Regions from separate parts of the Mus musculus genome. Here regions 2 and 3 are each linked to region 1. The links are chromatin loops, found by intact Hi-C in ENCODE. Cell type or tissue: heart. All regions are shown on one strand. Region 1 overlaps Rcor1 (REST corepressor 1). Region 2 has its middle 22 kb from the start of Traf3. Region 3 overlaps Traf3 (TNF receptor-associated factor 3).

What was found. Peaks named below come from ENCODE experiments on the same cell type or tissue, not always from the same donor. Only the 100,000 strongest peaks of a DNase experiment are listed, where the experiment ranks them.
Region 2: it touches region 1 in a loop (2.0-fold over the local background); 5 of 42 quality-filtered maps call a loop at or near these places.
Region 3: a loop joins it to region 1, with 2.7 times the contacts of the local background. A loop is called at or near these places in 6 of 42 quality-filtered maps.

What each region holds. Positions count from the first base shown.
Region 1 is chr12:111,084,773-111,092,772 of GRCm38, forward strand. The region is part of intron 3 of Rcor1 (REST corepressor 1); the gene reads left to right. Among named protein-coding and RNA genes, the nearest start is that of Rcor1, 49 kb to the left of the region's middle. In heart, a CTCF peak has its summit at 3,703 (motif pointing right); a DNase peak (open chromatin) is centred at 4,599.
Region 2 is chr12:111,139,876-111,147,875 of GRCm38, forward strand. No RefSeq gene overlaps it. Among named protein-coding and RNA genes, the nearest start is that of Traf3, 22 kb to the right of the region's middle. RefSeq lists an enhancer at 2,863-3,738. In heart, a CTCF peak has its summit at 3,535 (motif pointing left); a DNase peak (open chromatin) is centred at 3,906; H3K4me3 peaks cover 913 bases; H3K27ac peaks cover 3,313 bases.
Region 3 is chr12:111,231,463-111,239,462 of GRCm38, forward strand. It overlaps Traf3 (TNF receptor-associated factor 3), which reads left to right. Exons shown (of 12, transcript NM_011632.3): 3 at 6,100-6,358; 4 at 7,567-7,618. The coding sequence starts at 6,117. Among named protein-coding and RNA genes, the nearest start is that of Amn, 36 kb to the right of the region's middle. In heart, no CTCF peak of the experiment used is centred here; a DNase peak (open chromatin) is centred at 3,149; H3K27ac peaks cover 872 bases.

The DNA of each region.
Region 1 (8,000 bases):
CCTACTATGGTGCCAGTTTTATGAACATGTACACAGATAGTTACATAGTTTACATGGTGATGATAAAAGATCAGTGGTTATTTTTAAATGTATGCTTTCTCTCTGCAGCTTCACATAGCTCATGGCTGCCATGTCTCTCTCACATTGTTTCCTACTATGCCCAATTTAATGTCATGATGTTTGTCTTAATTGGCTGTACCATATATCTCTTTCTGTCATATAGCCCTGTGTGTAGTAGGTTCGTATACCAACTGGGTATGTGAAAATATACTCTGGTGTTTACAGAATGACAGGATAGATTAATGACATACTTAGAGTCTACCTCAAAAACAGAAGAAGAAACACATGATTGAGTATATTTTTTTCAAAGATTTATTTATTTATTTATTTATTTATTTATTTAATGCATGTGAGTACACTGTGGCTACCTTCAGACACACCAGAAGGGTGCATCAAATCCCATTACAAATGGTTGTGAGCTACCACATGGTTGCTGGGAATTGAACTCACGACCTCTGGAAGAACAGTCATTGCTCTTAATCACTGAGCCATCTTTCCAGCCCTGTATGTATGTATGTATGTGTGTGTGTGTGTGTGTATATATATATATATATATGTGTGTGTGTGTGTGTGTGTGTGTGTGTGTGTGTGTATGTATATGTATATATGTGTGTGTGTATATGTATATATATATATTTTTTTTTAAGGCTAAATAGAATCCATAGGTTAAGGAGCAAATAAGTCATTTCTATTTTAAAGGGGGAAACGGTTGTGAGGGCAAGTTTTAGGTACACAGCTACATTAAGCAGAAAGCAGAGAATAGCCATGTACACCCAAGAGAGCTTGCCTTGCTATGAAGACCTTGCACCTGCAGAGTTGGTGCATCTGTGTAGGGCATCACCACCTTCAGAGCGTGTGGGATGCAGAGCCCACTGCTTTGCTCTGACATCTCCAAGTGTGGCTTTAGTCTGCTAGGAAGCTGCCCTGTGGGTGATGGAATGTACCTACTCCTGGTCCCTAATACGTGCTGTATGAAGAGCTGGGCTAAAATGGAGTGCCTGAAGCTGTCTTCCATGCTGGGCTGCTTTTGCCTGTCAGTGTGTCCCCCCAATCCACCCTCTACATTTGCTTCTCGGCTGCCTCGATAGAATTTGCTTGTCCTTCCTGTCAACAGAGGGGAGTTGCTTTAAGTTTTTACAACAAACATTACTACAGAAACATTCTTTGACCTATTTTTGTGTCTCATCTGCTCAGCTAAAAGTCAGTGCCAAATAATTTTCTAAAGTGGTGAGACTAGTTTACTGTTGCTACCAGAAGAGGATAGAGGGATTTGCTCATGATCCTCTGCGTTACCGCTGGATTTGGATTACGTACTGTAGACAGCCTAGCGGGTGTAACATCCGTTGCTCTTACCCAGGAGTTTTGCTGCTTTTCTTAGGTGTGATAATGACTCTCTGTTTACACTTAAAAAAAAATGCATATGTAAGGATGAAATTAACTGGGATGTACTTTAAATTTGTCAACTATAATGCAATAACTAGCCAGATTGGATTGTGGACAGAGAATAAAGCACTGTTGAAGAATTTAATATACTTTTTTATGATTACATAAAGGACATCTCAGTGTTTAAGAGATTAGACCATAATATGTAAAAAGTTACTGTCAAATGGGTTTGGGGGAAGTACATTACTTACAGACAAGTTTATTTTCATTATTAAAAGTCATTGATAATCCTTCAGCCTACCATATGGATGTTTTTGTTTGGGGAGATTTTGGGGCTCACACATCCTGTGTGTGCATTCTGTGGATACCGTCACATTAGCTCTAAACCAAGTTCCATCCTCAAATACTTATGGGTTTTGTGGGTTTTGTTGTTAATTGTTGTTTTCTAGTCTCCTTCCTATAAATAGCACTTGAGTAGGTTAAAGCATGCTGAAACCCTCACAGGGAAGGACTTCTTTCTTTCTGCAGAGCAGGCTGCCTATATAAGTAATTTAAGACGATTGTAATTAATTGTTTGAGTTACTTCTCTTTTCAACTGTAAGGAGAATTCCACAAGGGCCCAAATAGCTACAGGGAGTAGCACTAGCCATAAAGTAGATCTAAGAAGTCTGTTGGAGGATGGATTCTGATACATACAATAGATAATTTACTATAGACTATCCTGCTGCAGCCTGTGCTGCAAGCTGTTGAAGAGCCTGTTTCTCCAGCAGTGTCCACAGTGTCTGTGCTGAATGAAGAGTAGCTTCACACAAGGTTGCAGCATTGAAAGTGGTAGGATTTGTAAGTCCCCTTGGCCCCCTTCAACATATTCTTAACTTTGTCCCCCATGCCCAGAAGGATCAGGCATAGAGAGGAAGTGACTTGGGTGAAGCAGGTCAGCTTCCTGTAGTATACAGCTTGCTTCACTGCTAGGCCTACAAATACAGGGTTAGACAGGTAAACCACTCAAGGCACTGGGATTCAGAGATGGAAACAGCTTTCCGATTGCCACTATCCTGCCTGCCTAAGACCTAGTTGAAGGTGGCCTTGAAATGAGTCATTTGTAAGGCAGTCTCTAGTCATTAAAAGGAAGTTTGGGGCATGAATGAAATAAATATATCAGGAGCCTGGCAGTGGTGGTACACACCTTTAATCCCAATACTCTGAAAAGCCTGGTCTATAGAGCTCAGTTTCTGGTCAGCCAAAGCTACACAGAGAAACCCTGTCTCGAAAAGCCAACAAACAAAAATACAAATATACGTTAGGCACTGAAGGTGTTGCCTAGAGGCAGAAAATTGATTTAACATAGGAAAGGCCTAGATTTGTTTCTCAGGACTGAGAAAAGAAACATAAAAGGGATTGTGTTCAGTAGGAGAGCACTTGCCTGTCATGGATGGAAGGAACTTCAGGTGTGATTTCTAGCACTGCAAAAAAGAAATGTTGTGACAGAGTTGATTTGATAATTGTTTACACGTGTGTATCTTAAATGTTTTCCTAATACTCTATGAAGGACTGACGAAGAGTCTCATCCTTGTTCTGTAGTCGAGCAAAGGAGTTCAGCTAGCAGTTTCTCAGGAGAAGCCAAGGCTGCTTTCTTTCCATTCTGCTCAAGAATAGAGAGATGACGCACTGTCTTAGTCTATGCCGCCCTCTACCCCACCCTCCCTATTAAAGCCAGGCAGATCTTGAGTCTTTGAATTATTTCGTGCACAGCCAAGTACACACAGTTAATAAGGTTGCTGTGAGTGTTCAGCTCCCTGCTTAGGGACAGGTCTGGAAGAGTTGAAGGGATGTGTGTGTGTCTGACTATTTTGAGACAGGGTCTCACCATGTAGCTCTGGCTGGTCCGGAATTCACAGTGACGTCCAAACTGGCCGCATAGAGACTCACCTGCCTCCTGAGGGCTGAGGGTAAAGGTGTGCCTGGTCTGCTCACTCTTACACTGATATGCAAATGTGAGTTCTGGAAAAGAGGACAGAATTATCCAGTTACAGAGAAGTACACTTAAGACCTGAAGAGAACTTAGCCTCCTGCGCTGTGCGCTGGGATGGAGCAGTCATCTCTTGTCTCTCCATGGTGGTCTTCACTGGTGGCTGGGGAATGGGCACGCACGCAGTGGGAATAGTAACAAACAGCATAGTTATCTTGTTTCTGACTTGCCTTCTCTTGTTCCTTCAAGATAGTCAGGGTTCAGATGTTGGCTGTAGTAATGTCTTTGTCCACCAGGTGGCAGAACTGTTGTACGTAAATGTTCCTTTTGCTTCTATGTGAGTCTTAGGGATAACTTCTTTCATAATAATAAAAGGAAATGCCATGGTCTTTTTTTTTTTATCATACTCCATTGTTCTGGGGATTGAACCCAGAACCTTGTGCACACCAGGCATAACGCTCTACTGAGCAGCATCTCCAATCTTGTTATTACATTCTTTAGAAATGTTTGGCAGTCTCAATTTTAAGCCATGACAGAAATTACTGTAGTGTTTCCTTTGCAGTACCTAGTGCCACTGCAAACCGTTATAGTCTTTTTCTAAGCTCCATTAAGACCATAAGCTTTGTCCTCAGCCTGCCTTATGGTCTGAGCCTCCTACTCTGTAACCGACTCAGGATGACAGTTTCTGAATCTGCAGTGTCTGGGGGAGGGAAGGGTGAATTGGTTACCATAGCAGCTTTCATCTGTTCTTTCTTTTGCAATTGAATTTGAAACTCTTGCTACTCTAAGGACTTTGTTTCATTGGGTTAAAAATATTAACATAGAAACAAAGCGCAAGCCAAGGCATATTTTGTTACTTGCCTTTGGCCTCTATCACATTCCTTTGATCATGCTGTATTTTACTCTGTTCAAGCTACACCAAATAGTGAGTGAGTACTGCAACCCTAAAAAGCCATGGATTAATACAGTCTCTGTTTTATGATCACAGTGGTGCAGATCTGTCACCATCAGAGTTAATATCAGGTGGTTCTCCAGGCCTGTTTGGATATAATTGTCAAGTAAACAGCCCTGCACTGCGCCATGGTGGTGATGTCAGCGCAGACGGAGTCTGCCCAGTGCTGAGTCTGAGGCTTCTGACCTGCAGGCGGGTGTCAGTGGGAGTAGTCAGTCAGCGACAGGCCTCTCCTCTCCCAAGCGTGGGCAGGATGCCCTGGGGACAGAGCCACTGTGCTGCTGCTTAAGCTGTGTGACCTCTGTGGACCTCCTGCCTTGGTCCCCAAGAGGTTCTGCACAGGACCCCTCAGCCCCTTACAGAGACAGACACGGACTCTCCCCTGGAGAGATCCTCAGGGGACTTGTGTTTCTCCTGAGCCATTTCATTTCCTTTAAGCTCCTGTAAGCTTTTGTTCTTATGAGAGCAGAGTTGATTTTCTTAGGCGGAAAGTTTATTTTCATGGAAGGGCTTTTAACCATGAGGGAGTTTTTAGCTAATGCATATCTCCCATTTCATCGCTTGTACCAAATGCTGTCCTGTGCAAAGTAGGGTGGGGGGTAGGTGTCCACCTCTCTCAGAAAATCAGAGAAGTGAGGACCAGGTAGTGTAGCAGAGAGGCCTACCAAAATTAGTATTTGTGTAACTAACTCCGAAGAACATTTCAAGAAAAGCAAGAAGAGTGGATGCCCGTGGCTGATGTTCCCAGTTAGGCGACCGAGCTCTGCTGGGGACAGTGGACACTCAGTGTTCAAAACAAATTACAGTTGGGGTCTCTGGGTTTAAGACGAGCCTGGCCTACATACATAGCAAGTTCTAGGACATCCAGGGCTACGTAGAGAGACACTGTCACAAACAAATAGATGAAAAAGGAAAGGAAAGGAAAGGAAAGGAAAGGAAAGGAAAGGAAAGGAAAGGCAAGGCAAGGCAAGGCTAGGTTGGTGGACATGAGAGCGGAGCAACTCTGTCTTCATGGTAGCTGGCATTGGCTGGTTTGGGAAACTTGGCTGCTCTCTAGGCACACTACCTTGAACAACTGCACTTTAGTTTTAATTATTTAAATTTTGGGTGTGTATATTCACACTGTTGCAGGTGTAGAGGTCAGAGGGAAGCTTGCTGCATTGACCCTCTCCTTGTTCCAGGGTTCATGTGTGTGTGAGGACTGGCAATGAGTGCTTCTTTTTACCTCAAAGCCACCTTGCCAGACCACATTTTAATTTTTTAAAGCCCAGTCCTTTGGGTCACAGTCTTGAAGGTAAATCCAAAATGATAGTAACCGAAATTTTTATTAAATAGTAGAAACCTATAAGTTGCTATAGCGAAGCACTAAAAGCATTGCCACAAGTTCAAGGTCAGTCTTGACTTTTTTTGCGCAGTAAATAGAGGCAGAGCTTGGATTGGATCCTGACCCTTCATGAACATAGCTGGCCTGTGCTGTCTCTACTTTTGGGGGCAGATACCACCATCATTGACTTAGCAAACTGTCTTACCTTTGTTGTTTTTCTGTCTCTGTCTTCAGACACAGCAGAAGAGGGCATCAGACCCCATTACAGATGGTTGTGAGCCACCATGTGGTTGCTGGGAATTGAACTCGGGACCTGGAAGAGCTGACTCTTAACCTCTGAGCCTTCTCTCCAGCCCTTTTGATGAGTTATTTTTTTAGATTTATTTATTTTACTTTATGTGTATAAATGTTTGTCCACCTAAGTGTATTTGTGCCCTTTGGACCCTTAGAACTGGAGTTAGGGATAATTGTCAGTTGCTGTGTGGGTGCTGGGACTTGGCCCTGAGTCCTGCAGGAGCAGCCAGTGCTCTGGCCTGCTGGACTGTTGCTCCTGCCACTTCTTTATTTTTTGATTGGATCTCACTGTGTAGGCTTGAGTGGCCTAGATTTCAGAGATCCACCTCCCTAGTACTGGGACCAAAGTTCTAGCTCAGGGAGTTGTGTAAGTGCTGTCTTCAGAACAGGACCTCAGGAACCTTGGGAACAGTGTTGAGTTGTTTGAGGTTCTCATGGGGCCCCTTTGACCCACAATGCGACAGGACTTAATCCATTCCTGGCAGTGGAGACTTCATTAGGTGACAAGTGATGTCCATCCTGGGGTCTGTCTCCCTGTTATTCCATGTATATATTTTAAGGAGCTTCTATTGTATTAGGTGTCTATACAACCCCTTAAATGGGCCCTAGTTTTAGCTGTCCGTCCCTGTATTTCCTCCCCTCTTCCCCATCCCTCCCCTTTCCTGCTTGATCCTCTTCCAGTCCATCCCTTATTCGTCTGTGACTGTGTATTCCATTTCCCGTCTTAGGGTGACTCAGCACAGCCCGCTCATCCCCTGTTCTACACAGATCTTCTGTGGCAACATGGATTGTAGCTTACTTATAGTTACTTATAGCTGACACCAACACATGTCATATTTGTCTTTCTGGGTCTGGGGTACCTCACTTAGGATGATTTTTTTCTAGCTTCATACATTTACCTGTGAATTTCATGATTTCATTTTTTTATAAACAACTGAGTGATATTCCACTGTGTAAATATACCACGTTTTCTTCATTCATTCACAGACAGACATCTAGGTTGTACCTTGCTATTATGAATAGAGCAGCAATGAGCACGGTTGAGCAACTGTCCTTGTAGTAGGATGAAGCCTTCTTTGGGTATATCTTAGAGTGGTATAGTTGCGTCTGGAGGTAGGTCTAGTCTAGCTCGCCAAGGAACTGCTACGCTGATTTCCATAGTAGCTGCATAAGTTTGCACCGCACTGCCCCCCCCCCCCAAGCAATGGATGAGTGTTCCCCTTACTCCATAGCCTCTCCAGTATGAGCCGTCAATTCTTTTATTGATTGGCCATTCTGATTGTTCACCTTACATTTCCAGGTAGTGTCTCTCGCCGAGTCAGCAAAGCTTTCTGCAGCAGTCACTCAGGGCCACCCTGTCCCTGCCTTCCCACTGCTGGGTCACCAGCACGCACCGCTGCGCTAGCATCATGTGCCAGCATGTGCCTCTCTCTGAGGAATGCCATGCAGCCACAGTTAGATTACAGATTGATTTCTTTTTCCCCTTAAAACCCGTTCAGCCAGCCCTGTGATTCCCGACATGCTTCCCGTGCTAACGAGGCAGGCATTCCAGGAACCCTAAGCCCCCAGCCCATGGCCTTTGCCCACCCTGGATATTTCAAGGATAATACACCCTGTTGTATTTCAAGGTTAATGGCTAAAAAGCTGTCTATTGACTGGTACAGAGCAGGTTCTCTCATGGGTGTCAAGGCTCCACATGTTAATGTACTTGTTACAACCTTTAGATCCTCTGTAGATCCACCAAAATGAAAGTAGCCTCAATAGTTGGCTTTATCAGAGGCAGCCTGGTTTATGTAGTGAGATACTCTCTCTGACAAACAAAACAGTAGCTGTGGTGGTGGGTTTTTTGTTTTGTTTTATTTAAAATTTACAAAATATTATGTACATGTGTGTGTGTTATTTGTGTCATGTGTCATGTATGTGGGGATTACAGTAGAGACTAGAAGAGAGAGTCAGGCTCCTACTTTCCCAAGTTGGAATTACAGGCAGTTGTTAGCTATCTGTGTGCCAAAAATCAA
Region 2 (8,000 bases), 55 kb after region 1:
AGCCAGGTGTGGTATAATCCTAGCATTTGAAAAGCTGAGGGGGGGGGGGGACGGTCACAAGTTACAGGTCAGCATGAACTACATAGTGAGTTTCAAGCAAGCCTGGGCGACAGAGTGAGACCCTGTCTCAAAGCACACAAAGGACAAACATTCATGCTGGGTTAACTTTCTAATATAAATGTGACAGACGGGGACAGCACTCAGGGCAGAGCCAATGAAAACTCACTGTTGCTATATTTTACTTGAAGTAATTTGATTCTAATTCTGAGTATGCTGGGATAAACTTAAGATTAATCTCTTGGTTATATTAAAAATATCTGTAACCACACATAATAGGAAAATTACGGAATACTGAAAAGTATCAAATCAGCACAAAAGAGGTGAGGAGCAGCTGCAGACAGAGAGCAAGGAGCCGGGTCAGCTGAGGCACCAGACTCCAGATTAGTTCCTGTTGATGGGGAGACACTCCCACTGAAGGTAAAGATTGGAGATCAGCCGAGTTCACACACCTGTGGCTCCTACCCTTGGGCTGCTGAGGCAGGAGGATAGCAAGTTTAAGAGGTTGTTGCAGAGTAATTCCCTGTCATAAAACACAACAGAACAAGGACTGAGCACATTCTCAGTGGCAGAGCACTTGTCTAGCACTCATATACTTGTGTGTGTGCATTCACTTGTATACTTGTAAATGTGTGCACTCACTTGCATACTTGTGAATGTGTGCACTCACTTGTATACCTGTGAATATGTGCACTCACTTGTATACTTGTGAATGTGTGCACTCTCTTCTATACTTGTGAATGTGTGCACTCTCTTGTATACTTGTGTGTGCACTCTCCTCTATACTTGTGTGTGCACTTTCTTGTATACTTGTGAATGTGTGTACTCTCTTGTATACTTGTGAATGTGTACACTCACTTGTAATCTTGTGTATGTGTGTACTCACTTGTGTGCTTGTCCAGTTCCCAACATCACATACATCATACACAACACATGTGAGTGCACACACACACACTATACAAGGAAGTACATGCACACACACAAGTACACATGTGAGTGCACACATACAAGTACACAAGCAAGTGTACACACACAAGTACAGAAGTAAGTGCACCCATACACAACCATACAAGAGAGCACATGCACACATACAAGTAGACAAGTGAGTATACACATATATAAGTACACAACTGAGCACATACATATACAACTATATAAGTGAGTGCATACATAACTATACAAGTGAGTACACACATACACAAGTACAGAAGTGACACACACATACACAAACACACAAGTGAGCACACACATATACAAGTACACAAATGAGTGCACACATACACAAGTACACAAGTGAGTATACAATATACAAATACACAAGTGAGCACACACATATACAAGTGCACACACACATACTCAAGTGCACAAGTAAATGCACACATACACAAGTATACAAGTGCACATATATACAGGAAGTAAAGATTATCACACTCAATTTTTAAAAAAGATTTATTTATTTTATTTATGTGAGTTTACTGTACACTGTCTTCAGACACACCAGAGAGGGCGTCATATCCCATTTCATATCCCATTTGAGCCACTATGTGGTTGCTGGGAATTGAACTCAGGACCTCTGGAAGAGCAGTCAGTGCTCTTAACCACTGAGCCATCTCTCTAGCCTATTGCACTAGATTTTTAAAGCCATTTATTTTATTTGTTTTCCTGTATGCAGGAATGTGCAACAAGTGATTGTTAGCGGCCGTGTGGGTGCTGGGAACCAAACCTGGGTCCTTGCAAGAACTCTTATCTGCAGAGCTTCTCTCCAGTCCTAGTTTTTTTTTTTTTTTTTTTAAACCTAGCACATGCTGGGTGTGATGGCTATTCTCAGTTGTCAACTTGACCGCATCTGGAATTAACTAAAACAGAAGAGGCCGGGTAGACCCATGAGGAATTTTTTTTCTGAATTAAATAATGTGAAGTATGAAGACCCACCTGTAATCCTAATCTTTTGAGGTGGGAAGATTCCCCCTTAGTCTCAGGCATACTGTCTGCCTATAGAAAGGACTAGGAAGAAGGAAGCTTGCTCTCTGTGCCTGTTTGCTCTCATTGGCGAGTCCATTTAGTCACCGGCATTAGAGCCTGCTTCTTTGGGACTCCAGCATACACTAGAGAGCAGCTGAGGCATCCAGCTGGTGGACTAAAGAACTACTGGATTCTTAGGCCTTCCATTGCTAGACAGACATTGTTGGACTTAGCTTGTAAGCCAATCTAATAAATCCCCTTTACACACATGCACACGCACACGTACACATATACACACACTATCAGTTCTGTTCCTCTAGAGAAGCCTGGCTAATATATCAGGGGTGTGGCAGAGGCTTGCCTGTCATGCATGAGGTCCCCAGTTCAATCCCTAGGACTGAAAGAAAATGGAATAGTAAAGAGTAAGGCTCTGGGGCTGGCGAGATGGCTCAGTGGTTAAGAGCGCCGACTGCTCTTCTGAAGGTCCCGAGTTCAAATCCCAGCAACCACATGGTGGCTCACAACCATCCATAACGAAATCTGATGCCCTCTTCTGGAGTGTCTGAAGACAGCTACAGTGTACTTACATATAAATAAATAAATAAATAAATCTTTAAAAAAAAAAAAAAAGAGTAAGGCTCTGAGGGCTGGTGAGATGGCTCAGTGGGTAAGAGCACTCAACTGCTCTTCCAGACTGCTCTTCCGAAGGTCCGGAGTTCAATTCCCAGCAACCACATGGTGGCTCACAGCCATCCGTAACGAGATCTGACTTCCTCTTCTGGAGTGTTTGAAGACAGCTACAGTGTACTTACATATAAATAAATAAATCTTAAAAAAAAAAAAAAAAGAATAAGGCTCTGACATGTTATCCTTAAGAGATTTACTGTTATCTGCCTGTTTCATGTTTGCTTTTTCTTTGACACAGAATGTAATGCAGCCCAGACTGGCCTCAACTTAGTATGTAGCCAAAGACGACCTTGGACTTCTAATTTTTCTAATTCTCTGCCTCTACCTCCCAAATGCTGTAGACATCCGGCGACATGCCTAGTTACATAGTACTGGGAGTGAAACCCAGAGCTTCACAAGTGTTAGAGAGCACTACGCTCCAGCTCCAGCTCAGAGACAGCACCGAAAGGTTGGAAGGAAAAGTATGTAGAAAGACTTCCATGCAACCATGGAGCCTGGCAGCTGGCAGGCTGTTAAGTGTTGCAGGAAATAGGCTGCCAGGCAAGCCCATTGTAAGCGACAGAGAGGGAAAGCTTCTACAATAGAAAGGTCAGCTCATCAGAAGGATGTCGCAGCTATGAATATGCATGCCTCTGTAAGACGCTGCAGAGTACAGGAAGCAGAGGCTTTGGAACAAAAGGGAGGCAAGAATGAGTCGGGGATTGCTGGAGATTTTAACAGCCCACTCCCAGCACAGACAGAAAAGCTAATAAGTAACGATTGCTGCTAAAGCATGGACCCCGGGGGCGTGAGAACTTGGCCTAGCGCCCCCTGCAGGGAACCCTTGGCTTCTGAGCGCTCCTACCATGTTATTATGTCTCCTCCAGTTACGGGACCAGGTAGAACCTGGGCTTCAAATGTGGGCAGCTTTGTCAGTGCAAAAGCGGCACGCCTGCCAAGGTTCTCCTGATGCTGGCCCAGTGGAAGGAGAAAGGCTTGCCCGACACTGGTTGGGCTGGGGCCACATGGCCCTTTTAGTCAGCTTCCGAGGGAGGCAGACCTGTACCTCCCAGTGGAGCACAGCCTCAGCGAAGGCTACTAGCACCTGTCCTGGGTCTACAGGCGCCCCGTGCTGTGGGGTCCAGCTCCAGGCCCTGAAGCTAGTTGCTCTGGCTCGCTGATGAAAAGCCCCGCTCCTCCGGCCAAGCTGGAAATAGTCACAAGGGTTGATATTTTGAACACATGAGCTCGCCGGCTGAGAGTGTGGCCCGGACCTCTACCCGGATGCCTGGCGCCCTGGCGCCTGTGTTCTGGTGAGTGACCCTTTTTAGCAAGCAGAGCAAGTCACTTAAGAAGTTTGAGGTTGAGAGTCTAACAGGCAAGAGCCTGTTCTCATCAGCTGTCTGGTGTTCCTAGAGCTTGCTACGAGGTCTTGGCCCTGTGCCCTGGTTTCCCAAGCCTGCAACTTTACCCCTTCACAGGGATCTTGCCTTGGTGCCTTCCCCACTCAGTTCTGGAAACATCAGCTCCAGGGAGCCTAGTCCTCTGCTGACCCCCAAGCCTCGGGTCAGCTCCAGCCCCCTGCTCTCTGCCTTGTTCACCTTACTCCCACACATGAGGTCAGATCCACAGTGCCCAGGATGTGTGTGAGTGCTCAGCTTGGACATAGCATTTTAGGGGCCAGGACCCCAGTTCCAGCCCTAGAAGTCAGAAAGCTAAGATGGAGCCTCTTGGGTCTCTAGGCTGGCCCTTCATCAACTTTTGAGTCTGTGTAGCCTGTCACTTAGCTCTACTGTGGCCCAGCCCTTCCTCTGCCTGGGTCATCCTCTGCCACCCACTGAGAAGCTCATCAGAAGATGCGCAAGTACCTGCGGCAAGTGCCGGGTGTGGTGGCACATGCCTTTAATCCCAGCACTTGGGAGGCAGAGGCAGGCGGATTTCTGAGTTTGAGTCCAGCCTGGTCTACAGAGTGAGTTCCAGGACAGCCAGGGCTACACAGAGAAACCCTGTCTTGGAAAACCAAACCAAACCAAACCAAACCAAACCAAACCAAACCAAACCAAACCAAACCAAACAAACAAACAAAGAAGATGCGCATGCCCACCCCTTTCTAGAGTCTACTTGCTTATTCTGGTCCCCACCACCTGTGGCATGGCCAGGCAGAGCTGCTTACAAGGGTTTGTCTATTTTTAGCCTCAAGGATGCTGTAAGCATGCCACCCCAGCACACCACAGCCTCTGAGGCCCTGAAGACCTCTCTTCCCCAGGGCCATGCTGGGACTGTCACATGTTCCTACAAGGCCCAGAGGAGTGAGAGGAGCACCTGGTGTCATTTCCACTTATTCAGCAGAAGCCACCCCTGCAACACCATCTCTGGTCCAGGGCTTGCACCTCAGAGCTGGCATTTGGGTTAGATAAGGATCTGGTCTCGAACTCTCTAAGATGCTGTAGTAGTGACCGGTCATGTCCTTGAAAATCAGTGTGCCCAGTATCAGGGCCCTGTGCAGGACCCCCCACAGGGGAGCAGGCTGCTTCCTGAGGGCTCTGGACTGTAGAGCAGCAGCTAGAAGCCTGCCCCAGCAAAGCTAGCCTGGGTCACGGCCACTCCTGACCCCACTCTGCAAACAGGGTCCCCGATGCCGCTCTGTTTCCCATAGTCTGAGCACAGCCCAGACACATCTTGAAGAGCTAACCTCTGGGCTGGACCCCTGGGAAGGGAGGACAGCATCTTAGGCTTCTGCCTCTCAGTGCTCCATCTCTGTGGTGGGTGCGTCCAATCACTGAAGCTTCTGTTCCGTGAGTGTTCCAGGAGCTGACATCCCTGTATGGCTTCCCTCCCTCCTGGCCGCCTGGCTGAGTCTTTCTGGCTAATCATGATGTTTGTTTTCCCAGAGCAGGTGGGGGCAGGGCCTGCCATCCGTTCTCCAGCTTGTGCTGCGGCAGTGGCGCATGCAAGGCAGAACATTCTGGGTTTTGCCTGAATTAGGCAGGAAGCAGCGGGGAGTGCGGTTGGAGAAATCTGTGCAAACCCAAAGGCAGCAAACAGGCATCAGCAAGTCAAAAGTTGTGCCACACATCAGCAGATGATATCTGGGACCCTACCGTCTGGTTCACGGGGGCTTGGGACAGTTTCTTGAGTGACCTTCCCTCCCCCACCTGATTTGGATGTATCTAAGCCAAGACAGCTCCAAGGATCCTCTTAGAAAGCTGGTCTTACAGGCCCTTCTCAGGTCCCTTTCTGGGTGAGGACAGGGAAGCTCAGAGAAATCAGAGGCCAGAGATTGGCAAAAACACCCTAAGAAACAAGACCTAGTGCAGGTAGTTACTATGGAGGAATAGGGAAGGCCTGGGAAGGCCACTGAACCCTGGGGCAGGGGTGGTCACCTCTGTGGGTATCAGGTCACTGTCCTGATGGGAATGAAGAGAGACCCTGGTGTCTCTCTCTTGGGCAATCAGGCTATTGAGACAACAGACCCCAAGGAATTGGAATTTCCATGAGAGTCTCATGCTGGGGGGAGGGGAGGGCTGAGACCAGCCAGGCACTTTGACAATTTGTTAGAACCTGGAAGCCAGGCGTTAAAACAAGACAGACCAGTGAGGGATGAGCCCAGGCCTTAACCAGGACTTCTTACAGCTAGGCATATTTATTGCCTATTTAAGGTAAGCCGAATGACAGGTCTCCATGATGGCCTGGAGTCACTGGGCTGTTTTTGTTTCTGTTCCCAATATGGTCATTGAGGAAGGATGGCAGAGTCTAGCCTGTTAGGGCCTGTAGACTTTGACCCTAATTCTGGTAACATCAGAGTTAGACCTGCTAGAACATCTTAGCAAGACTCAGTCTTCATGGGGCACAAGCAGCAGCTCTGAGGAGCAAGAGCCTAAGGAGTGAGGCCACAGGACACCTATGTCAGTCCAAGAGAAGGGACAGTACCTGCCCATGACTGCTGACGCAGGGGCTAAGGAGTCCTGCCTAGTATACCCTGACACTCATGAACAGTTCTGCCTGTTACCAGAAAAATCTAGGCCCTTCTAGCCTGGTGGTACAGGCCTGTATTTCCAACTTCTTGGGAGACTGAGGCAGGAGGATTGAGACAGTCTGGAGACCCTGTATGAAAATACAAAAGAGAGAAGAGAGCTGGGGAGATAGCCCAGTGGGTCCAATGTACTAGAAAAAAAGGAAGAAAGAGAGGGAAGGAAAGAGGAAGAGAGGGAAAGAGGGAAGAAGGGAGGAAGGAAGGGAGAGAAAAGGAGGGAGGGAGGGAGGGAGAGAGGTGGTGGGAGTGGTAGGAAACCTGGGTCTGAGAGCCTAAAGCTACTCCTGGCCTGGTCCTCTGGGCATGTCTACCATATCTGTGCAGAAATTGGGGCACAGTACAGGGCCATTGAGAATGCAGACTTAGGCCCTGCTCAGGCAGGGCTCTCAGAAGCATGGCCTCTGGGGAGGAAGGTGAAGCGATTGGATGTAGTGACCCACAATCTGATGGTCTGGAGGCATCCTCGCAACCTCCCCAGGAGGTTAAAGGTCAGTCAGTAAGCCCCATGAAACCCAGGACCCTGCTGCAAGGCAGGTGGGGAGCCTCCTGCCCTGGCCCTAGTCAAGCCCAGCGGGGACCAGGCATCTCCTCATCAGGCTGAGGAGGTGGTCACCGGGCAGAGCTACTCTCAGCAGCAACCTGTAGGTCTGAGGAAGGGTGGGGATGGTCAGGGCTGAGACTTCGCTGGGGACTCTGGAACAAGGTCATAGGTAAGTCCATTCTAAAACTCTGTTTCATGTTGGCTGCACAGGCTCCATTGCAGGCTTTCCTAGAACTGCCCATATTGATGAGGGGGGTGGACAGGAGGCCGGAGAGGGGAGAGAGGAAGGACAATGGCTGGGAGGAGACACTAGAGAGCCAGGATTATGCCACACACATGCACACGCACACTCACACGCATACACACACCAGCTCACTCATTAGCAGCTTTGTGATCCATGACAAGTAACTCTCTTTGCAGGGGGACTTCGGTTCTCGTATCTCTAAAACAGAAATCATGTACCCTTTCCATTGGAATAGGGATTAAGGGAGCCCTGGGATAAGCCCAGGAAGCCCTCCTGATGGAGGGGTGGCCATCATTACTGCCATTGGCATCCACTGAACAGATAGATACCCTTCTTCTTCAGAAGCACTGGATGGCTTCTCTCTTCTGAGCACTTCCCAGGACCCAGACTGAACAACACCTATGTGTCCAGGAGGTCTCTTGCCAGGCTGCCCACCCTCTCTCTCCAAGAGTACAGGCTACAGGCAGCTGGGTGCTACTAGGGGTCAGACAGAGCTG
Region 3 (8,000 bases), 150 kb after region 1:
GTTTTTAAATGCCCTAGCCAGGCCCAGTGGTTTGATCTCTTTCTGATATCTGTCTTTGGAACCAAATGTAGAACTCTCAGCTACCTCTCTAGCCCCGTGTCTGCTTGTGTCCTGCCATGCTCCCACCTCAGGACTAAACCCCTGAACCTGTAAGCCATCTTTAGTTAAATGCTTTCTTTTTTAATAGTTGCTATGGCCATGGAGTCTCTTCAGAGCACTAGAAACCCTAACTAAAACAGACCTTGAACCAGGAGTGGGGTATTACTGTGACAGGCCAGACCATGTGGTTTCTCCTTGGGTCTTTGGATTAGGAAAGCATTTGGATGCTTTAAGTGGGGCTTGATGGACTATACTGTTAGGAGCATGGGAGACAGTGGTGCTGAGACTAATATAGATTATGATGGCCTGGCTCAAGAGGTTTCAGAGGAGAAGAATATTAGTATGTAGCCTAGAGAGGGTTCTTGTAATATTTTGACACTTTCTGGCCGCTTCTCCCCACCCCCACCCCAAATCTGTCTGAGGCTAAATTAAAGAATTACAGATTAACAGCTTTGACAGAGGAAATTTCCAGATGGCCTAGTATTGACTGTGTTGCTTGGTTATTCGTGGGCATGCTTATGCAGATTTATAATGAAGAGGAGGCAGCTGAGCAAGGAAAAAATACAAACTCTACAGTGTGAGGAGACAAGGAGCACCAGGACGCGTGGCGTCAAGTCCACTATCCATGGAGACAGACGAAAGAAAGGAAAGTGAGTGGTGGCCTTTAATCCCAGCACTGACGGAAGCTGAGATAGGTGGATCTCTGAGCTGAAGGCCAAGCTGCTCTATAGATTTAGTTCCAAGACAGCCGAGCTTGGACAGTAAAGGAAGTTGTCGAAAACAGAAAGCTGGTGAAAATGTATTTGAACAAGGAGCCATGTTCCAGCTCAAGCAAACAATAGAACATGACAGCTTTGGTCATGTGGTTCTGGCTTTAGAGTCAAAAATACATGAAATGGGTTATGGAATCCCCCTCCACAGCTAAGGAAAGTTGTCCAGGCCAGGTCTGTGTCAGGGGTGTCCCTGCATGGAGGTCTAGAGAGGCCATTGTGTGAAGCTGTGAAGGTAAAGCCTGGATTGCCTTGGGGACCCCAAGATGTTGGAGATGCCAGACTCGTGGGATACTTACCAAGGAAAGCTGCAGACTGGGTATGGAGTCAACCCAGGAGAGAGAAGTGTGTTTCAGTCAACAAACCTGAACCGAGTTGGAGATTTGAACACTTTTGACATGGGACATGGAGGGAGACACAGAGTGTGGAGCTTTTCCAGCTGTTTTTTGGTCTTGCTTTAGTCTACTATTTCCTCACGGTGTTCCCTTTTCCCCCTTTTGGAATGATAAGATATATTCTACGCTGTTATATGTTGTAAGTATGTGGTCTGCTTTTGATTTTGATTGTCTGAGGATTACAGTTAGAAGATTGCCATGAGTCTCAGAAGGGATTTTGGAGTTTTAAACAGGGTTGATACTGATGGACTATTTGAAGTTGTCCTGAATGCATTTCTGCCTTATGATATAGCTTCAAGCCTATGGGGGCCAGGGAGTGGATGTGATGGTTTGAATAGGATGGTCCCCATAGACTCATATGTAGGCATAATGTTTTGTAGGCTGTGTAAGGTTTACCCCGGGGTTATTAAAATTCAGATTTCTCTGTCCTCATATCTTGTTTCAGTCCAGACATGGCATTGTAATGCTTACACCAAGAATCTCTTGTCTCAAGTTTGTGTAAATAGTTCTTACCACTATTCTCTGCCTTGTCAATAAATACCAATCACCCAATAAATAGCTGGGCAGAATAGAGAATAGGGTGGACATCCACTAGGGAGAGGAAGGAAAGAAGGAGGGTCAGAACCATGGGGAGAATGGAGGAATTGGAGTGATGAAGAAGGGTCTGAAGAGCCTGATTAATGATAACATGCAAGTATCATGGGATGGGGCTGGAAAGTAGCCAGATTACCATAGACGTTTAAGATACATCATTTAACTGCTCAGCTATTGAGGTGCAGTCTTAAGTAAATCTTGATTTGTGAAGTTATTGGGGATTAGCATAAAGTAAATAAATACAGCCACCAGATTAATTCATTGTTTACATTTATAGTAAGGACAATTCATTTCACATATTTTTTAAAGATTTATTTATTTTATGTATATGAGTACACTGTAGCTGTATATAGATGGCTATGAGCCATCATGTGGTTGCTGAGACTAAAACTCAGGACCTCTGCTCGCTCCAGCCTTGCTTGCTCCAGCCCAAAGATTATTGCATGTAAGTACACTGTAGCTGTCTTCTGACGAACCAGAAGAGAGCGTCAGATCTCATTATGATGGTTGTGAGCCACCATGTGTTTGCTGCGATTTGAACTCAGGACCTTTGGAAGAGCAGTCAGTGCTCTTAACGGCTGAGCCATCTCTTCAGTCCCAACTCATATATTTTAGTGCTTAGGGAGTGGCACTAGGAGGTGTGGCCTTGTTGGAGTGGGTGTGGCCTTGTTGGAGAAAGTATATCACTCACTGGGAGTGTCCTTTAGAGTTCAAATGTCCAAGACAGAACCATTGGCTCTTTCTGCTGCCTTGGATCCAGATTTAGAACTCAGCTACCCCTCCATTACTCTGTCTGTGTGAGTGCTACCATGCTTCCTGCCATGAGGGTAATGGACGAAACCTCTGAACTTGTAAGCAAGCCCTAATAAAATGCTTTCTTTTATGAAAGAAGTTGCTGTGGTCTTTTCATAGCAATAACTAAGTAACTAAGACACTTAGAAACGAAACTCAGTTACCCTTATCTCCTTCCTAAGACCCTTACTTGACATAGCTTCCTAAGCACTATAGAGCAGAGCATCAGACCAAAGCTGTGAGGAGCTGAAATCTTTGATGGTTCTCACGTTGCACAAAATTAGATCAGTTATTAAAGTCTTCTGTTCCTGAAGTCAGTTTGTCACAGAAAATGTTTGAGGTGAGCGGCTCATGCCTCGCCTTTATTAACTCAGTAAGTACATACTGAGCCTGTTAGGCCCTGCTCTTTACACGTGGGGGTTATCAGCCAACTGAAGAGATCCAAATTCCATCCCCTAGCCACGCCTGCTGTTCTCCAGTCGGAACAAGCACACAGAGGATTGCTTGGAGCTCCTTCAGAGGAAGGAGGGGACATTGTGAAGTTGGCTGTTAGAGATACTGGAGTGTCCCTAGGGACATAGGATGGTTGGCGGCGGCAAGCAGCTAGTGAACCCTGCAGACCTTCCGTGCAGGACATTTCCACACATAGCTCAGAAGGGTAAGCCGTTGTTCCTGTGAACAAGTTCCTCAAAGGCAGACTGCAAGCCGTCACTAGTCCCTTGAAGTCCTGAAAACCGACTTACACGTCCGAAGATTTTGCACAAGGCTTCTTCACGTTACCACAGCAGCACTCTCTTTTATCAAAGCTCACTCAGGTGCAGCTAGACCATCAGCTCACTAATTGGTCTGCTGCTGACAGCCATTTTTGTATAGCCCTGGCCATGAAACATTTGCTCCTTGTACCTCAGAAAGAACAGCAGAAAGCAGTACGTGAGCAAGGCTCCGGGAAGAGGAACACTCGGCTCTGCCCGAGCCGTCCCGAGTCCTTGTGTCTGCTCTGCCTCTGCTCTGTGGGGTGCTTGGCCCTACTTCATAGCTCTGAGGCCTATACTGGCGAGAGAAGTATGGGGGACCCTGGAGGTGGGTGCCCCAGATACTGTGAGCTGACAGGATCTGGCCTATTTGGGTTCGGAGGGTTTTATTTTTATGGTTTTTTGTTTGTTTTTGAGATTTTTTTTCCATGGGTCCCAAACTCACTATGTCTATGAGGCTGACCTTGAACAGGTGTCACCATGACCCATTTTATTTGATACTAGGGACCAAGTCCAGGCCAACTTTCTACCAACTGAACTATATTCCTGTCCAGTCAAACCCAGACATTTTTTATTAGATATTTTATTTACATAAAAGCCCCCTATCCCTTCCTCCTCTCCCCCTGCTCACCAACCCACCCAATCCTGCTTCCTGACCCTGGTAGTCTTCTCTACTGGGGCATAGAGCCTGCACAGGACCAAGGGCCTCTCCTCCCATTGATGACTGACTAGGCCATCCAGACAGTTTTTTAAGTAGGAAAAATAAATTGGGCAAGGCTACAATGTATTTTTGAAGAGAGCTGGTAACTTTTGACAGAGCCTTTCTAGTTAGCAGATCCATGGCATGGGGGAGGAAAAGGATTGGGAGTGTCAAGGCAGGAAAGTAAACTCTGTATCTTTAAGGCCACCACAGGTGTCTTTCTCGGACCTGCTGAGGTGCACCGGAAACTGGATGGGTGGGGCTGTGCAAGCTGAGCTGAGACAAAGTATATCAGTGCCCGTGTGCTAGAGCCACCCAGAGAGGTCTCTCACAGGGGAGGAGTGTGGCCAATCCGGCAAAAATGTTTCTGAGATCGCAACTGTCTATCATTCAAAATTCCTTGCTTTAAAACTTAACACTGGGGGCTGGAGAGAAGGCTCAGCGGTTAAGAGCACTGACTGCTCTTCCAGAGGTCATGAGTTCAATTCCCAGCAACCACATGGTGGCTCACAACCATCTGTAATGGGATCTGATGCCCTCTTGTGGTGTGTCTGGAGTGTACTCATATATACATACATACATACATACATACATCTTCTTTTTTAAAAACTTAACACTGATGGTAGGATATCCAGAAAGTAAGGAAAGAGAAACCAGCCTTTCTGCCGCCATCTGAGCTCACGCCATCTGTGCTGTCAGCAATTATTTAGGGTTAATGGGTATTTATTGATGCTAGCTATAATTTTCCTTAAAGTCAGTTTTTCCTTAGGAACCTAGTCAGCTGCTTTATGTTGTTGCTTATTTTTGCTTACTTGCCCTCAAGACTCAGCTGATGGAACTGCCTGGTCTGGGATCCTTACGTCTCGTCTGGGGAGTGCTCTCATTGCTCATTATGGGACTTGCAGGTGGAAGGCAGAGAAACTGGTAGCAGGTGTGAGACGTGAACCTGCCCAGGAGACCCATCCAGTCCCGTGTCCCTCTGACGGGCCTGACCTTTATACCTGCCTGTCCCTCAGCCCTACGAAGCCTGTGTTCCCCACGGGCTCCATGTGGCAATACCATGGCTCTGTTGTATGTGGGCTGACTCAGAGCACTCCAGGCTTGGTAAACTGAGGGCAAAAACAATTGCCTTTCATCTTGTGGGCACACGCAGACATGACTGCTGGTCTGGTTATACCTCATCTGCTGTAAGTGCTACTGCTAGGACAAGAGATGGTCGGTCTATAACAGTATGCTGGGAGTATGGTCAGTGAGCTAAACAGAAGATAAAGCTGACCAAACATGCCTGCTGCTAGGGCTGAAGAGATGGCTCAGTGGTTAAGAGCCTACAGTTCTTGCAGAGGACCCAAGTTTGACACCAGCTCTAGAGGATATGTTGCCTTTTGCTTCCAAGGGTGTCTGCATTAATGTGTGTCTCCACATGTAGATCACACACACACAATTAAAAACAAAATAAATCTTAAAAACAATAGATACTGCTTTGGCCAAATTGTTACAATGAAGTTCTGGCACAGAAAAATACTCTGGGGCTGGAGAGATGGCTCAGTGGTTAAGAGCACTGCCTGCTCTTCCAAAGGTCCTGAGTTCAGTTCCCAGCAACCACATGGTAGTTCACAATCATCTGTAATAGGATCTGATACCCTCTTCTGGTGTATCTGAAGATAGCTACAGTGTACTCATATAAATAAATTTTAAAAAATGAAAGAAAAATATTCTGTGTATTTTAAAGAATCTTGTAACACAATTTACTAAGTACATTTTTCAGGAATATTCTGAATGGCAGTGTTAACGGTAGGATCTGGTTAAAGTAAAAAGAAGGTGGTCACTTGGTCATGTTTCTTATTCCATGGCAGACTAAGGCTGGGAAGGGTCCTGGTGCCCCATTTAAACACCAAAAGTACAGACCTCGGCACGGGTGCTTCTCTCAGCCATGTATGTTGGGCCTTTTCAAGGGTTCAGGGGTTGACTGACAGTTCTCATTACCTTTTTCCGGGCAGAATTTCAGTTTCCTAAGATGGAGTCAAGCAAAAAGATGGATGCTGCTGGCACACTGCAGCCTAACCCACCCCTAAAGCTGCAGCCTGATCGCGGCGCAGGGTCCGTGCTCGTGCCGGAGCAAGGAGGCTACAAGGAGAAGTTTGTGAAGACGGTGGAAGACAAGTACAAGTGCGAGAAGTGCCGCCTGGTGCTGTGCAACCCGAAGCAGACGGAGTGTGGCCACCGGTTCTGCGAGAGCTGCATGGCCGCCCTGCTGAGGTGGGTGCCCTCCAGGGCTCAACCCCCACTCACCTGCTTCTTCCAAGACCTCCAGCGTGGGGGGCCTTTAGAGCAACTCAGGCACATCTCATGCTTGAGTGCCTGAGACCTCCATACCTTGCCCTGCCTGCCTCACATCCCACTTGCCCAGGCCTCTCCGCCCACAAAGCTTCTGTGCCTCCCATCTGCCTTGCTGTACTCTGTGCAAGAAGCTTATGTTTTATGGTGGTCATGTCAAATGATCCTAAGTCCTTAAAATTGAAGAGTGCCCTGGGCCAGGAGAGAGGAAGGTCAGGGTCACATGCAGAACAGAGCATGTGGCAAGGCTGCATGCTTGCCTGGGGGATCCACAGAGATCTGGGGTACCAAGACTCTAGAAGCTCATGAGTCTAGTAATTGCTATGGTAAAGTCACAAGGGCAAGTTGGGATTTGGAGGACAGAGTTGAGTCAGCTGGGAAGAGCATCATCGTGCAGCTTTTTATATTTGCCAGGCACTGTGCTTGACACTCAGACCACTGCAAGACACACTGTGCCGTCAGTGCCCTCAGGACACATTAGCTTCAGAAGGCCACAGAGTTTTTCTCATCTGGTCACTCACACCTGGGTGCCTGAGACCGAGGCCGAGCCCAGTAGCCAGGCTCCTGTGCGTCCCACACCCTCAGCACATCCATTCACGTGTCCCACACAGGCCACTTGGTTTTGCTGAGAGTGAAAGGACCCAGGTTGAAATTGCTGATGACACAATAGGTTCAGCACCCAATTTGCATGGAAGAGGACCTGGAAACCACCTGGGCTCAGGAGAGGCCTGTAGTGGGGTTTCCTGGAGGATAGATGCAGCTCCCCTGTGCAGGTGAGTTTGTAGATAGCCCAAGACCAGAGCATCAGAAGGACTTCAGTATTTGTGGGTGCACCTTCCAGAGGCTCCCCTCCGAGAACCACTGTGGCACCAAATGTCACTCTCGTGGTCATTAACTCATAGTCATTAAGTCTTCCCAATGGGACTGAGCTACTGAATGTAGTCGCATGTTTTAAAGTTCAGTGCTTTTTCTCCTGTGGATTACTATTTAAACTCAGTTTTCAACAGCCCTGGAGCCCTGCCTGTTGCTGCAAGCTCGAGCAGGCCTGACTACAAAGGAAAGCATTCTGTGCTGTGAGCCTGGGGGAGGGGCTGACTCCTGCTCTGACATACTTACTCTGCTTCCTTCAGCTCCTCCAGTCCAAAATGCACAGCGTGCCAAGAAAGCATCATCAAAGACAAGGTATGCTTACCCATTTCCTTCCTTCAGACAGAGGCTTGCTCTATAGTTCAGGGATCCCCAAACATAATGGACCTTCTTGCCCAGCCTCTGAGTGCAGGGGCACCACCCTTCTGGGCTTTTTAGATGGCTGACACATTTCACATAGCTTACGTTTGATGCTGTGTAAATCAGTTTATTTTTCTACTTGATTTATCATTGGGAGGAGGTGCATGCGTGCGTAGTGTTCACATGGATATCAGAGTACAACCTTGAGGAGTTCTGTCCTTCTTCCCTTAAGTGGGGTCTAGGGATCAAATGCAGGTTGCCAGGTTTGCACGGAAAGTGCTTTACCCTCCGGGCCACCTTGGTTTCCCATAGCTTTTGTACAATGCATTGAAGTTCA